2 separate regions of the Mus musculus genome follow, and region 2 is linked to region 1. The links are chromatin loops, found by intact Hi-C in ENCODE. Cell type or tissue: heart. All regions are shown on one strand. Each heading gives the region's core, and the rest is flanking DNA. Links, peaks and the distances in the headings are about the cores only.

Region 1 (5,372 bases), core at 293-5,292:
GTCACATAGCACTGAAAGCCAGGCCCGCAGGCTGGAGCTGTCTAGATGCTGGTGTCACACTCATTTTAAAACCCAAACTCTTAATAAAAATTTTGTACACTGGACAGGTTGACAGCTCAGTGGTAAGGTTTTGGGGTTGATCTCCTCCTGTACAACTCCCCCACCACCACCCCCAAAATTCTCTGTACCTCTGGTCTTGGGCTAAATGGTCAGTGGGAACAGAGTTCTCTGAACTGCCCTCCCATGCCCTGCCTGCCTCCATTGCTGCATTCGGAGGTCTTGCAGGGAGAGCAGAACAGATTGGGTGCTAATAATGCATGGATTCCTGCAGGCTTCGCTCTGCAGTTGGACAGAATGCATTGCTGGGGCCCCTGTGGTTTATGATGTCGCTGCCCTTACAGAGGCTTCAGGAAGAACATAAGAGCATCTGCCCCGCCCACAGGCTGCTGGATATGATGCAGACTCTGGGCACGTACTGTCCCATGCTTCCTATGGGATATGACTCCCCCTGAGGCGTGCTCTCCAGAAAACCTCGGGAATTCCAGGCTATCATCTATTTTGAGCCTCCTTCATCATCCCGATCACCTTCTCTCCGGGCAAAAAGCTAACCCAGTGCCAGGTTTCCCAAATGCTGACTCCTACCCAACCTCTGCATCTGATCAGCCTACCTGAAGCTTCCGGAGACCACAGCCTGCGGCAACGTCTGGCGTGACACCACATGGTGTCCCTTTCTAGACAAGTTGTGGCTAAACACATATTTCTCTGTCATTCTGACTTCTGTGGTCTGTGAGTCCTGGGCTGAGCTGGCCCTCTGCACTTAGGTGGATGGCCCTCCTGTGACCACGGTGAAACTCCAGGAAAGAGGTCTGAGGACTCGCACCATCCAGGGAGGGCCTAGTAGCCATCAAGGGTAGTCATGGGCTCTTGAGCCTTATAAGCAAACACGTGCTCTGTGTTTGGGAAGAGGATCAAGGAACCCCTGTGTGGCTTCAAGGGCCAGGTCACAGCCTACCCAATTCTCATTTTACAACAAGGCATGACGTCTTTATCTGACCTGGCTTTTTTCCATGTTGCTGGTGGCTGGGAGTCCAGTCAGAGCCTGTATAGCCTCTCTGCAAGGTTCAGCGTTTTCTCAATGCCCCCCCCCCATACCCTGCCTGCCCCTTTCCATTCCTGCAGCCAGGGGTCTCCCAGGGAGAGCAGAGCACGTAGGTGCCAATGCATGGGCTCCTGCCGGGTTGTGCTCTGCAACTGGACAGGGCCATGCTCTGCTGGGACCCCTGTGTTTTATGATGTTGCTGCACGCACCTCTGTACAGGCCAGGCAGAGGATACTGTGAGTCCTTCAGTGTCCTACCCTGGGCTGGCAAGATGGTTCAGCCCCTGCCATTGAGCCTGAAGACTTGAATTCAGGACTCCCGTGGTGGAAGGAGAGAGCAAACACCCCCATGCTGACCTAGGACCTTCATATGTGTCATGTGGGACACATTGCCACACCCACACAAAATAAATGACGTGATTTTTTTTTCTTGATAAAAGATACCATTCTGCAAGGTATCGTGGTACATGCTCAGCACTTGGAAGCAGAGGCAGGTGGCTGTCTGTGAGCTCTGAGCTAACACTGGCTGCATAGTGAGTTCCAGTTCAGTCAGGGCTACATAGTGAGACCCTGTCTTTAAAAAACAACAGCCAGGCGGTGGTGGCGCACACCTTTAATTCCAGTACTTGGGAGGCAGAGGCAGATGGATTTCTGAGTTCAAGGCCAGCCTGGTCTACAAAGTGAGTTCCAGGACAGCCAGGGCTATACAGAGAAACCCTGTCTCCAAAAACCAAAACCAACCAAACAAACAAACAAAAACAACAATAGCAAAAAACCATCCCATGGGCCATGTTTCACATTCTCTCCTGTCCCTAAACAATTCCAGCCCTACTACCTTGGGATCAGTTTGCCAACTTGAAGGACTGGGATGGCTCAATATAGTCCTTGATATATAGGAAGGTAGGCTATCATGCCAAGCCAAGCAAAAGCATCAGGAACGAGACCAGGGTCACACTGCTGGGGTCATCCCAAGAACAGCCACAGTTAACAGCTTGTGTGCTCGAGGTGCTGCAAAGATACACTCACCTGAATCCTGGAGCAACCCTGAGAGAGTAGAGGCAGCTGTTCCAGATGAGAGAACTGAGAACCAAGGGGCGGCAAGTTTGTAAACCCTGGCACACAGTGAATGCCTGACCTGCAGGCTCAGGGCTCTCTCCCTGCTGCCCAGGCCCCTGGCAGGTTAGATCTTGAGAGTGAGACCACAGGATGCTGGGCTCCCAGGGCACTGGCAGCATCTTCCAGGGCTGTCCCAGCAAGAGCCTCCTCCCAACCCCCAGGGTCTTGGGTCTCAGCTGTGGCCACAGTGTTCTCTATAGGCCGGTGTCTCCAGTTGTCTCAGTCTCTCCTGTTGCTGTCTTTCTTCATCTGTTCCAGTTCGTGTCTTTCTCCTTGTTTGTGCCTTAGGGACCTCCTGCATATTGGTGTCTAGAACAGTGGTTCTCAACCTTCTTAATGCTGAGACCCATTAATGATGTTGTGGTGACATCGCCCCCCCCCCAATCCACCCAAGCACAAAATTATTTTCGTTGCTACTTCATAACTGTAATCTTGCTACTGTTATGAATCATAATGTAAATATCTGATATGCCATCCTCAAAAAAGGGTCTCAACCCACTGGTTGAGGACCACTGGTCTAGGCCATTGTAGAGCTGGTACCTCTGGTTACTGTCTTCATTAACGTCTCTGTACTGGAGTCCCTGTTTGGCCCGGACATCCTATAGCTGTCCTAGCATTCAGTTCTTCACTCAACAAACATTACTAAAACCAGGCAGAGTATAAGTAGAATCTATAAGCATATATAACGCTTACATGCTAAGCATTTATGTTTGCTACCAGTCAGCTGAGCTATGCTTTTTTCTTTTCTACCCAATAAAGTAGCTGAGACTATCTTCCAGCTCTGACAGTCCTCCTCAACTCTTTATTGGAGTTAGACTGAGGGACCCAGAAGCTTATAGCTCCAAGCTCTGAGAAGCCTATGGCTCCTGTTGTCAAAGCCAAAAAACTCAAAAGGCTACTTCTCTGCTTTAACCAGTGGCTCCAGCAGATGGCAGCAGCAGTAGGCAGGTGAGCAGCTCCTGAATGGGAGCTTCAAGCTACTGTGACAACTCCATGTCACAGCTCTCAGCAGCTGGGTAGTGACAAGTCTCTGGCCTAGGATGGCCCTCTCAGCTTGATGGCTCTCAGGAAATCTTGGCAGCAGTTTTTCTCTCTCTGGTGTTTCCCATAATCGTCAGCCTCAACTCTTAGCCCAGCTCCCTCATTTATGATAGCAGCTCAGCCTACCCGACTTCTGGTTGAGAGAGAGAGAGAGGGAGGGAGGGAGAGGGAGAGGGAGAGGGAGAGGGAGAGGGAGAGGGAGAGGGAGAGGGAGAGGGAGAGGGAGAGGGAGAGGGAGAGGGAGGAAGGAAAAGAAAGAAAGAGAGAGAGAGAGGAAAGAGAAAGAGAAAGAAAGAAAGAAAGAAAGAAAGAAAGAAAGAAAGAAAGAAAGAAAGAAAGAAAGAAAAAGAAAAAAGAAAGAAAGGAAAAGAAAAGAAGGGGAGAGAGGAAGGAAGGAAGAAAGAAGGAAGGAAAAAGAAAGAGAGAGAGAAAGAAAGAAGGAAGGAAGGAAGGAGAGAGAGAGAGAGAGAGAGAGAGAGAGAGAGAGAGAGAGAGAGAGAGAGTCCTTTTAGGCCTGATAATGCAATATCAGAGAGTGCCACAGAGGGATTCATCCTCACTAACTGGAATGTGAACCTCAGTCTGCTCACATAGAGAGAACAGGTATGACAAGGCTTTTTGCACCAATCCCGGCAGCCCTTCAACAAAAGGACCACGTTTGTGTCGAATCACAGGCTCTCTGAGGGACCACCAGGAAGTGCTCCTGCTCTGGCCTGGGTGAAATTGTCCCAAGGTCATCAGAGTTCACCAAGCTTGTCAGGCTCACAGTGCTTGTTCCCAAGCTAGTGGGGTTGTCTGGAGCACTCACGACTGGAGCAAGTCTTCAGCTTACAGCCATGGCAGCTGCTTGGGTGTTTGCATAGTGGGCCCAGTGTCCAAAAACAGCTGGCTGCCTTGAGGGTGGTGTGGCTGTTTCCTTCAAAGTTTGTTTCCTTCAAAGTTTCCCCTTTGGGCACCAATAAGTTTATGAGACTTAGAAAGTATGGGTGAGGGGTTATGGGTAGGGGCACAAGAGACCCCAAACAGCTGTTCTGGAAGGTTTGTATCCAGTATGGATTCAACTCCCTCTAGTCTTCTCTAGCGTATGAACTCTAGTCTTTTCCCATGAAATTAGAGCAGAACTATATACAAATGGCTAGGAAGAATGGCTGGATACTCCAGCAACGCTCCAATGACCTCCCTACCACCACCTATTTAGGAGGGAGTATTGACATTCTACATAGCCAGCTGTGATGGTCTTGTACACAGCTGATCCTATGAAGACGGGGGTTCCGTTCTAAGGATAGATAGCATTGTACAATGCCGGCTCTGACAGTTTGTTAGATTTAGGGGATAGGGCACATGATCCATGGTGTACAGATCAGAGGACAGCCTGCAGAAGTCGGTTCTCTCCTTCTGTCGTGTGTTATGGAACTCGGGCTGTCAGGCCAAGCCCTTCTCCTGTGAGAGCCACCTAGTCTGCCACCTGTATTTTTATTGCTAAACTTATTTTATCATTACTGTGGGCATGGTAGCTGTGCCTGTGTCACAGCGTGCACATGTGGAGATCAGAGGACAACTCAGAGCAGTCCAATGTTTATCTGAGTTCTGGGGACGGAGCTCAGATGATCAAACACACAGCAAGCACTGGATCTCCTGGTCCATCTCACCGGGCCAGCGTCTTGGATACTTTTTTTTGTGGGCAATTGGAGATTTGGCTTTTGGGGGTTAAATGTTGTTTGCTGGCTTGGTTTTGATGTGTGTGCATGCCTGTCAGTGTATGAATGCAAGTACCTGTGCGTGCATATGTATGTGTGTGTGCATGTGGAAGCCAGGGGACCACCTCAGAAGTCATTCCTCAGATCCACCCTGGTTTCTGAGGCAGGGTCTCTCCTTGATTAGGTTGGGCTACGCCCAGGGAGCCCCACGGATACTCCCATCTCTGCCTTCCTGACAGTGGACGGAATTACAAGTGCACACCACCAAGGCCAGCTTGTTTATACATTCAAGGGATCAATCTTGGGACTTCATGCTTCAGTTGCAAACACTTTGCCAATCGAGCATCTCCCCAGCCCAGCTGCTTTCTCTTTTTTGCACACAGGGTCTTGCTCTCTAGCCAAGGTAGGCTTCAAATGTGC
Region 2 (5,372 bases), core at 106-5,105, 270 kb after region 1:
GACACTTTTTTTTTCCAAGACAGGGTTTCTTTTTTTTTTTTTTTTTTTTGATGTAAAAGCATGAGGTAGTTTAATGAACTCCGGGTCGGACACATATCTCCCGCAGGAGACAGAGGTGTCGACCACATGGTGGAGCCATAATGGTGGAGCTCCGGTTCGAAACGTATCTCACACAGGAGACAGTGGTTTCGACAAGACAGGGTTTCTCTGTGTAGCCCTGTCTGTCCTGGAACTCACTCTGTCGACCAGGCTGGCCTGGAACTCAGAAATCTGCCTGCCTCTGCCTCCCAAGTGCTGGGATTAAAGGCATGCACCACCGCCCGGGAGAAAGACACTTCTAAGAATGGGAGTGGGCCAGAAAGCTGGGGAAAGATAAATATTAAAAAGCCCATTGTTGAGCTAGACCTCACTCTACAGCCCAGGCTGGCTTACAATTAAGATTAATTACGTAGCCCAGCTAACCCTAAAGCTTGTGATTCTCCTGCCATTAGGTTTACAGGCATGGGCTATCATCACTCTTGGCTAATAGCCATGAAATAAGCTAAACACTGGGGGTATGCTGGGCACAGCAGACAGGCAGATCTCTGTATGTTCCAGGCCAGCCTAGTCACCAAGGTGAGATAAGAAGACACTGTCTTAAATAACAGAAAGAGAGAGAGAGAGAGGAAAGAAAGAAGAGAGAGAAAGAAACAAAGAAAGAAAGAAAGAAAGAAAGAAAGAAAGAAAGAAAGAAAGAAAGAAAGAGAGAGAGAGGGGGGGAGGGAGGGAGGGAGGGAGGAAGGAAGGAAGGAAAAGAAGAAGAAAACAGACCTAGTAGCTAGTGAGATCTATATAGCAAGTTCTAGGCCAGCCAGGGCTACATGAGACCTTGTATCAATAAAAAAAGGGGGAGTGAGGGCAGCTGGATATTGAAAAAAAGCTTAGTGGCTACAAGCACTGGCTGCTGTTTCAGCGGCCCAGGTTCAAATTCCCAGCACCCACAGAGCAGCTCACAACCATCTATAATTCTAGTTCCAGGGAATGAGGTGCCCTCTGCTGGCCTCTATCAGGACCAGGCAGACATGTGGTGCACACATAGAACAGTCATACATGTAAAATCAAGATAATCTTACTTAAAAAAAAAAAAAAAGCCAAGCTCTGTACTGGAGCTGGACGAGTAATGCTTGGTCTCAGCCTCTGCTATAACCTCCCATTAGACTGTGATGCTTAGATGTCTCTGTGCCTTCTGCCCAGCACCGGTGTGTGGCAAGTGCTGGGTATGATTCAATGGACAGGTGATGCACTGTATAAGTCTTAGCTGATGGATACCGTAGATCCTACCTAGCAATGGCAAGCAAGACCCCAGTAGTCCTGGAGCAGAGTGGACAACACTGTAAGGTTTTTTTTGTTTTTTTTTTGTTTTTTTCCTTTTGAGACAGGGTCTCACTATGTTGCCCTGGCTGGCCTAAAACTCATAGATAAATAGATCTTTGTGCCTCTGCATTCCTAGTGCTGTCATCAAAGGCATGTGTCTCCATGCCTGGCATGAGTCGGTTACTCTTATTTCTACTTTGCTTTAAAAAAAAAATTTAATTTTATGTGTCATGGTATCTGTGTGAAGGTGTCGGATCCCCTGGAACTGGAGCCGAGGGCAGTAATGAGCTGCCACGTGGGGGCTGGGATTGAACCCAGGTCCTCTGGAAGAGCAGCCAGTGTTCTTAACCACCGAGCCATCTCTCCAGCCCGTCTTATTTTTATCTTTAGGTGCTAGGGATAAAACCCAGGGTGTTGAGTATGCTAGGCAAGCACTCTGCCACTGACTGAGCTGAGCTATGCCCCACCCCCACCGCCACCGCACCACATCCCCCACAGCCCTGAGTCAGGGTGCTCAATCTTGGATGTGGAGAAGCTAAGCTGGCCTATCTTGTTCCAGGGACATAGAGGCTCCTACCAGGAAACTGAATTCCTGCTCCAGACCCAGGGTTTGAGAAAGGCAGAAAAATCACCCAGCAATAGGAAGAGGCAAGCAGGCAAAGGGTACATGCTTCATGTCCACTTCCAAGAAAGCTTGGTCTCCCAAGGGGCCCAATTTGCTGACCAGCCAAGCGGCAGTGCTGGCTGCCTCAAGCTGGCCTTTGCAGGAAGCCTGGTGTCCAGCGACTGGGTGCCTGGTTACCAGAAGAAGGTTTAGAATAACAACTGTCTCCTTTGCCAATAGCAGGAAACAGGCCTGTGTGCTGACCCTATCAACAGCCAACAGAGCCTGAAGGTGTTAGTATGCCTTGAAAAACAAGCCTGTTTGCTGAAAGGCCATTCTAAAGGCCCAAGATGGGCATGTAATGCCCCTCACTTATTATCTAGGCACAGCAGATCCCTTGCGTGATTGAGTTCAGAGCAATTCTTGGCTCACACCAGGATGCCAGCCTGAGCCAGGCTGGTCAAATTCTGGCTGTGTTTACCCTTTCTGATAATATACGTGTGTCCATCTCCCTGTTCTTAAGGCCTGACTTGAGCCAACCATGGATCTGGATTTACTGTTTCATTATCCCCTGACACTTGTTCCAAGACTCCCTAGGGGTGTGGAGGTGTTCTAAATGAGAATAGATAGTCTAATGTTTTGGAATTTGATATCCCAGAAAGCTAATCAGAGAACACAACCGATCCATGATCTGTAGGTAACTGCCTGACAGGTGCTCTGAGAATCCGTGCTCTCCCAGGATTAAGGGGAAATGGGTCAAACAGACCTGGAAGGGGTTCCTGTCTTTGCCTCACAACCCCATTGCTCCCATCTACTGCCTGGCTACTCACCGTGAGGTCCTTGTAGGCCCTTGAATGGAAGTGACAAGAATTCCAAAGGTCCTGGAGCCCTTGGGAGACAGCAGACCACAAAGGGCTGAAGCTGTGTCCTGAGCAGACACTTATTGGAGTTGCTGTCTTGCTCCTCTTGCGGAACTTTGGTACTTGGTGATGGAAGGCTGGCCTGCCAAAAATAAATCACAACTGCAAACCTGGGATGCAGGCCAAGGTCCAGCAGGGCTAGGCCTGGGGCAGAACTACATCAGGGGTGACACCTGGCGGAGCCTGGGGAAAGCACATGTGGCAGGGATAAAGCAAATGGCTCAGAGGAGACAAAGCCTTTTGGTTTTTTTTAAATATTGGCTTTTGCTGAGCCAATGTGTTGGAGAACACTTAGGAGGCAGAGGCAGGTAGATCTTTTGAGTTTGAGTGATTTCCACAACAGCCAGAGTTAGACATAGAAACCTGGTCTGGAGAAACCAAAGACAAACAAGCAAACTTTTAATTATGTGTATGAGTGTGTATTTCTTAGTTAGGGCTTTACTGCTGTGAACAGACACCATGATCAAGGCAACTTTTTTTTCTCTACCCCCTCTCCCCTCCCACACCTCCTAATAGTGCCACTCCCCAGACCAAGCATATACAAACCATCACAGCATATCTATCTGTATGTGGATATGAGTATTAGTGCCTGCCCAAGCCAGGTGTTGGGTTTTTCTGCAGCTGGAATTATAGCTGGTTGTTTGCTACATGGGTGCTGGAGATCGAATTCTGGAAAAGCAGTTTATGATCTTAAGGAATGAGCCAGGTTCTCTAGCCCTGTTTTTTTTGCGATTTTATGTGTATGAGTCTTTTGCTGGCAGTATGTATCTGTAATACAGGAATGTCTTATATGCTCAGACATCAGCGAGGGCATTAGACCCCCCCCCCCAGAACTGGAGTTACAGACCATTATAGCCACTATGAGTATGGAAAACTGAACTCAGGTCCTCTGAAAGAGTAGCAAGTGCTCTTCACATGAGCCATGCATCTCTCCAGCCTGGCAACACCAGCTTTGAAAGGAATACATTGTTATTTTTTGAAGACAAGAGTCTTTTATTTGGAGATAGGGTTTCTCTGTATAGTCCTGGCTGTATTGGAATTCACTCTGTAGACCAGGGTGGCCTTGAACTCAGAAATTTGCCTGCCTCCTCTGCCTCCCAAGTGCTGGGATTAAACTCGTGTGCTACCATTGCCCAGTGAAGACAAGACTCTTATTACACAACTCTGACGACCCAGAAACCGTGCAGACCAAGAGGCCTCCACACTTGCACTCCTGCTTCTGCTTGTGTGTTGGCACTATAGGGTGCAACACCAAGCATGACTTTTTTTTTTTAAGTTTTTTATTTTATGTATGTGAGTACACTGTAGCTGTCTTTAGACATACCAGAGGAGGGCATCGGATGCCATTACAGATGGTTTGTGAGCCACCATGTAGTTGCTGGGAATTGAACTCCATGTTTTTGTTGTTGATGTTTGGCTGGTTTTTGTGTGGGACAGGGTTCTCTGTGTAGCCCCAGCTGTCCTGGAGCTCACCCTGTAGACCCGGCCAGCCTCAGACTCTCAGGGATCCACCGGCTGTGATCCCAGAGCTGTGATTAAGTGTGCACTACCACGCCTGGCTACAGGATGGTTTTTAACTGGGTATGGTGGCACAAGCCTCTAATCCCAGCACTTGGGAGGCTGAGGCAGGATAGGCCATTTACACAGATCTGGACTATATAGGGAGACCCAACGGCTTGCGTACGCTGCCTCCATGCAGACACGCAGTGTCACGTGGCCATCGGAGGTCTCAGTAATGTCTACCTGCTTACCACTTACTTAGCTACTTGGTTTGTTGGCATGGCTGAAGACAGGACTCAAGCCTGGTGAATACTAGACAAGCCTGCTGCAGCTGAGTATCACACCAGCTCCCTGACACATCACAATTAGCATGTGATCAAAGTTAAAAAATATATATATATATATCTCTGTCTCCTGGGATTAAAAGCATGTACCACTTTACCTGGGCCTAAGCTTTTCCTAGATTCGATGCCTCCAGATCAGAAAGCTGTGTTTTTGATGAGGAACTGTATTAAAAGGCCAGAGCACTAGGAAGGCTGAGCACCTCTGGACTAGACGAATGACAGGCATAGAGAATGGCTTCTCTTAGGATGCTACTATGTTCACCAGGCACACACAATAAGGACGCTACCACACACTTCAGAATAACCAATTTATTTTTTTTAACTCACAATCACAACACAGTCCAAGGAGGCCAAACACTTCCCCAGTAACCAACACTACATACAAGCCTCAGTAAGCATCCACAGTTAGATCTCTTTCACGGCCATTCCAAAGCAATGAACTGTTAGAAATATAAGGGTCCACACTTGTACTATCAATTATACAGAACCAATGTTACATCTCTTCAGCTTGAATTTCTTGATTACATTAAACCTATTAAAAAAAAAAAAAAAGACAAGTTTAAGTTAGAAGACACCCAACACCACCATTTCAGGGTTCATCCAATCAAACCTCCATTCTATCTTTGCCATAACTAAGACACGGTGCATGTG

What was found. Peaks named below come from ENCODE experiments on the same cell type or tissue, not always from the same donor. Only the 100,000 strongest peaks of a DNase experiment are listed, where the experiment ranks them.
Region 2: it touches region 1 in a loop (9-fold over the local background); 8 of 42 quality-filtered maps call a loop at or near these places.

What each region holds. Positions count from the first base shown.
Region 1 is chr5:129,608,108-129,613,479 of GRCm38, forward strand. It overlaps Mmp17 (matrix metallopeptidase 17), which reads left to right. Exons shown (of 10, transcript NM_011846.5): 10 at 1-1,047. Among named protein-coding and RNA genes, the nearest start is that of Mmp17, 27 kb to the left of the region's middle. In heart, for the core only: a CTCF peak has its summit at 3,144 (motif pointing right); no DNase peak of the experiment used is centred there.
Region 2 is chr5:129,876,144-129,881,515 of GRCm38, forward strand. It overlaps Phkg1 (phosphorylase kinase gamma 1), which reads right to left and starts at 2,945. Exons shown (of 10, transcript NM_011079.3): 1 at 2,788-2,945. Chchd2 (coiled-coil-helix-coiled-coil-helix domain containing 2) reads right to left here. Exons shown (of 4, transcript NM_024166.6): 4 at 5,018-5,253. The coding sequence ends at 5,243. In heart, for the core only: a CTCF peak has its summit at 3,052; DNase peaks (open chromatin) are centred at 2,098 and 2,998.